Regions from separate parts of the Homo sapiens genome. Here region 1 is linked to region 2. Evidence: chromatin contacts called from ENCODE Hi-C or POLR2A ChIA-PET data. All regions are on one chromosome and are shown on one strand. The core of a region is the stretch at or near the end of the contact, and the rest is flanking DNA. Distances in the headings are between cores, read along the strand shown. Region 1 holds the start of OR10V1 (olfactory receptor family 10 subfamily V member 1). Region 2 overlaps STX3 (syntaxin 3).

Region 1 (2,700 bases), core at 90-2,589, 59 kb after region 2:
TCATAAAAGAACAACATATCCTAGAATTTGAAAATTGGGTATGATTTGGATTAAGCAAAAGAGAGGAGAAAGTATTTCTAGTTGGAAGGAGAATGGAAGTATATGAAGCAGCAGGGAGAATATGAATAAGAGGCCAATGAGTAGACCATGTGGTCTGTAACAGGGATATTTAAGCGCCATAGCAGGATTAGTCTAAAAAAGTCAGCTCCAAGAGAGACTGGAATAATTGGCAGAAGACTGTGAAGGTCAACATTTAAGCAATAGGAAGGCACTGAAAATTTCTAAGCATATAAGCAACATGATAATAGAGAGCAGGATGGATTACAGAGGGAGGAGAAGGGAGATGGGAGAATAGATAGCTATCACAGGAATCCTCATGGAAGATAACAATGGAGAAAGCTGATTAAGGAAATGGGAAAGGACCAAAGCAACAGATAGGAGAGACTCTTTGAAAGATGAACTATCAGTGTGTAGGGACATATAGGATAAAGGAAAAATGTAAATCAAAGTCTCTAGGTTTTGAGATATATTACAGAGTTTATGATTCAATTTCATAATATGCCAGCAACACAATTCTCTTTAAATTATGGCATACATCTGCCTATACAATCCTAAAATTTTTTATTTATTGTCTTATATAATTAATCAATACCCTATTTTACCCATTTTGTAACTTTGAACTTTAAATTTGCTTTATTCATTAATTTGTTCAGCAAATGCTTCTTGGCAACCCTATACAGTAGGCACTGTGCTAGGCACTGGAATTAAAATAAAGATCACCAGGCCAGGCGTGATGGCTTACACCTGTAATCCCAGCACTTTGGGAAGCAGAGGCTGGCGGATCACCTGAGGTCAGGAGTTCGAAACCAGCCTGGTCAACACAGTGAAACCCCATCTTTACTAAAAATTCAAAAATTAGCCAGGCATGGTGGCGGGCACCTGTAATCCCAGCTACTCAGGAGGCTGAGGCATGAGAATCACTTGAATCCAGGAGGCAGAGGTTGCAGTGATCCAAGATTGCACCACTGCACTCCAGCCTGTGTGACAGAGCGAGACTCCATCTCAAAAAATAAAATAAAATAAAAAAGATAAAGTCCCTGCCACTGAGGATTTTTCAGTCTTTGGTACTTGGGAGGTGGGAGAGGAAAGATGAGGAGGTGGCAAATGTATAAATTATAATGCTATATAATCTGCTATAAAATGAAAACATGCACATCATCCCTGAGGTTTCTCAGCAAGTGCCTGAATACTGAATGGAGAAGTTGGGAAAGCATCATATGAAACCAGAGATGCCTTGAGGCCCATGTCATCTTTCCTCTTAGGTCCAATACTCTACTCATGGAAGGAATAAATAAAACTGCAAAGATGCAGTTTTTCTTTCGTCCATTCTCACCTGACCCTGAGGTCCAGATGCTGATTTTTGTGGTCTTCCTGATGATGTATCTGACCAGCCTCGGTGGAAATGCTACAATTGCAGTCATTGTTCAGATCAATCATTCCCTCCACACCCCCATGTACTTTTTCCTGGCTAATCTGGCAGTTCTAGAAATCTTCTATACATCTTCCATCACCCCATTGGCCTTGGCAAACCTCCTTTCAATGGGCAAAACTCCTGTTTCCATCACGGGATGTGGCACCCAGATGTTTTTCTTTGTCTTCTTGGGTGGGGCTGATTGTGTCCTGCTGGTAGTCATGGCTTATGACCAGTTTATAGCGATCTGTCACCCTCTGCGATACAGGCTCATCATGAGCTGGTCCTTGTGTGTGGAGCTGCTGGTAGGCTCCTTGGTGCTGGGGTTCCTGTTGTCACTGCCACTCACCATTTTAATCTTCCATCTCCCATTCTGCCACAATGATGAGATCTACCACTTCTACTGTGACATGCCTGCAGTCATGCGCCTGGCTTGTGCAGACACACGCGTTCACAAGACTGCTCTGTATATCATCAGCTTCATCGTCCTTAGCATCCCCCTCTCATTGATCTCCATCTCCTATGTCTTCATCGTGGTAGCCATTTTACGGATCCGGTCAGCAGAAGGGCGCCAGCAAGCCTACTCTACCTGCTCTTCTCACATCTTAGTGGTCCTCCTGCAGTATGGCTGCACCAGCTTTATATACTTGTCCCCCAGTTCCAGCTACTCTCCTGAGATGGGCCGGGTGGTATCTGTGGCCTACACATTTATCACTCCCATTTTAAACCCCTTGATCTATAGTTTGAGGAACAAGGAACTGAAAGATGCCCTAAGGAAAGCATTGAGAAAATTCTAGGTAGGATGATCCTATGATTTACTTAAATTGGGACACTTCTGAGAGTGAAATGGGATGCTACTAATAATTTTGCTGAAAGGACATGCATAGGTGGGTGTGTGGCTCACGCCTATAATCCCAGCACTTTGGGAGGCCAAGGCAGGCAGATCACTTGAGGTTGGGAGTTTGAGACCAGCCTCACCAACATGGAGAAACCCATCTCTACTAAAAATACAAAGTTAGCTGGCTGTGGTGGTGCATGCCTGTAACCCCAGCTATTTGGGAAGCTGAGGCAGGAGAATCACTTGAACCAGGGAGGCAGAGGTTTCGGTGAGCTGAGATTGTGCCATTGCATCAGCCTGGGTAACAAGAGCAAAACTCTGTCTCACAAAAAAAAAAAAAAAAAAAAAAAAATTGCCAGAAAAAAAACTTTACATTTTTTGTTTTATTTAC
Region 2 (2,700 bases), core at 136-2,635:
CTTGAACTCCTGACCTCAAGTGATCCACCTGCCTTGGCCTCCCAAAGTGCTGGGCTTACAGGTGTGAGCCACCATGTCTGGCCCCAAAATTTTCAAAACTACACATTTGATGTATCTGAATCACAAGCCTAAAGATGCAATGTTTTATACTCATGGTTGTGATCCTATGGTTGATTCTGTATTTGTTATGTACTTTAAGCAAGAAAGGATATCATTAAAATGTTGTCATACGGAGTAAGATTTTAAAAGCATCTCTTCAATTACATATAATTGACCCTCTGCTGACTTTCTTAAGATTTTTAAAAATCCAGATTCAAGTAAATATTGAAAATAATGTTATTTTAATTTCTTTGTCTGGCCATCCCACCCTAGCAAAAAACTGTGACCTTCCTCTGCTACCCTGAAAAATCTAAGGTTTTTTATTCTTACTAAGGAAATAGTGTTTCCTTATGTACATTTAGAAAAAAATACAGGAAGGTTGCCTACCTCAGAAAAGAACTCGTCCATAAAAGCCGTGTTGTCGATAGCAATCTCAACCGCATCAGTATCATCATCCTGTGTCAGCTGCTTCTGCAAAAGGCAAAAAAGAGCAGAGTGAGGCTAAAAACACAATAAATGGCTAAATTATTGAATGCTCACGAAGTACTAGGAACTATATTCAGCATTTTACACATAATTTCCTTTAAAACTCATAACAGCTCTCTGATATATCAAATTCCGGTGTCTCAACATCTGAAATTAAATCCTAGCTCTACCAATTGCTGGGTTGTGTGTGTGTGTGTGTGTGTGTGTGTGTGTGTGTGTGTTTCTTTCAGGGGGTGAGGGGTGAGAAAGGGAGGAACTGGCAAGTTACCTATCTTGCTGTGCCTAGGTTTCCTTATCTGTTAAATGCTGATAAAAACACTACCTGCTTCATAGGATTGTGTAAGGTATAAAAGAGATAATGAATATAGGATGCTTTTGTATGGTGCCTGGTACACTGTAAGTTCAACACATGCTAGGTTTTGTTGCTGTTGGTTGTGGTGGTAGTTACTGTAACTCACTACAGTTGAGGAACCTAAAACTTAGGGAGGTTAGGTAACTTGGCAAAAACCACACAGCTAAAACATGGCAACAGGTAGAATCAAACTTATCTTTTGGATCTGAACCCCAGGGTCGCTAAACCCTTCTCCATGCTGTTCAAACAGGTTCCAGACACAATTCCTACAAAGGACAAGCTTTCAATTTTCACATTAGGAGTAAAGATTTTCCTGTTTTCAGAAACCACCTATCACAAAGGAAACAATGCTATGTCACTCCCTGTCAGAAGCTCCTGTTTATAAGAAAGAGGAAGCTCTCCCCCGGCCCCCAGCCACCTCTGGGGACCCAAGCTTTCTCAATCTCATTCAACTTCCTCTGTAAAAATTCACAAAATGGCCATCTAAAGGAAGTGATTCCATTCCCACCCAGCATAAGGGCCTGAGCTGTTTCTACATTCCTGTTCAATGTTCTTCCCAGACAGCTGCTGCACAGCACATTGCTGATTTCTAAGCACAGAGAACTGACTGTTGTGAAAGGTGGAGGTGAGGCAGGGGATAAACCCCCCACACCTGCTTCTTCACAAGCTTCATCAGCCTCTGACCCTCTAAGTCCAAGATATAGCACTCTCGAACACTTAGAATTCCATGGGCAATGAATGCCACCAGAAGCCTCTTTCCTTCACCCACGACCATCCCCCTGAATCCACGGCAGAAGTTGTTACTGGGAAATCCTATGGCTATTTGGGATTCTCCAGCCATGTGGACAGTCTCTTGATTGGCTCCCCCAGCATCTCATTCTCTGGCTGGTCTGCAACAATCAGCATCCCCAGGTTAATAGCCACATTCAAGGGAGTCGAATTTGAGGGCACTGCTACCACCTCCCCGATCAACTTCCCTAAACTCAGAACTGATCATGTCCTTCTGCCACGTAACATCATCCAATGATAGCTTAGCTCCTATAATTTAAAGGCCCAGTGCCTAACAGAGCACGTGGGGCCCTTTAAGATCCAGCTCCACCCATACTTCTCCTTCTATGATGCACACTCTAGACCAAGCAAGCAGTTGGACACACCATTCCCTGGACACACCATTCTTTTAGATCACTCTATCACACAGGGAGTTCTGCTGAAAGGCATTGGTCCAACTGACAAACATTTCCTTAGCCCTTAAAACTCAGCTCGGACAACCTCTGTATGCCTGACCTGGGCATGGCTCCCGCATGCAAAAGTTAAAACCTCCCTAAGCTCCCACTGCACTTTGCACAAACTTTCGACACCAACCATCACAGCCCTTTACTCACCTGTCTTTCCCCACTGACTACAAACTCCTGGAGATTCTGTGGGCGGGCGGGGGGGGGGAGGTGGGGGGACGGGGGGCAAATTTATGCAGGAAGACTCACTCTGTTGCCCAGGCTGGAATGCAATGGCGCAATTACAGCTCACCCCACCTTCAACCTCCTGGGCCTAAGTGATCCTCCTGCCTCAGCCTCCCAAATAGCTAGGACTGCAGGCATGCACCACCAGGCCCCAAGCTGGTCTCAAAATCCTGGCCTCAAGTAATCCACCCGCCTCAGCTTCCCAACGTGCTGGGATTATAGCTCTGAGCCACTGCACCCAGCCGAAGTGGATACTTGTATGTGTGTCTGTGTCTGCTCGAAACACCTTCCTCTGTGGAGCAACCC

The links. A loop is a pair of places that touch in the nucleus more often than their neighbours do. ChIA-PET counts read pairs that join two places held with the same protein, here RNA polymerase II (POLR2A). Pooled maps may share reads with other maps.
Region 1: a loop to region 2 is called in a map of gastrocnemius medialis, with 3 times the contacts of the local background. The contact joins the promoter of OR10V1 here to the enhancer-like site in region 2. A Hi-C loop is called at or near these places in 2 of 168 maps with a recorded cell type or tissue (GM12878 and gastrocnemius medialis) and 3 of 50 pooled maps. POLR2A ChIA-PET finds 5 or more read pairs at or near these places in 5 of 52 experiments (Caco-2, H1, OCI-LY7 and 2 more).

Annotation. Positions count from the first base shown.
Region 1 is chr11:59,712,484-59,715,183 of GRCh38, reverse strand. It overlaps OR10V1 (olfactory receptor family 10 subfamily V member 1), which reads left to right and starts at 1,339. Exons shown (of 1, transcript NM_001005324.1): 1 at 1,339-2,268. The coding sequence starts at 1,339. The coding sequence ends at 2,268.
Region 2 is chr11:59,771,081-59,773,780 of GRCh38, reverse strand. It overlaps STX3 (syntaxin 3), which reads right to left. Exons shown (of 11, transcript NM_004177.5): 2 at 487-570. Among named protein-coding and RNA genes, the nearest start is that of STX3, 17 kb to the right of the region's middle. Within about 2 kb of position 1,385, at least 13 of the 41 ENCODE cell types and tissues checked have a DNase peak (open chromatin) inside an H3K27ac peak, as active enhancers do; they include OCI-LY7 and gastrocnemius medialis, where a contact is called at or near this core.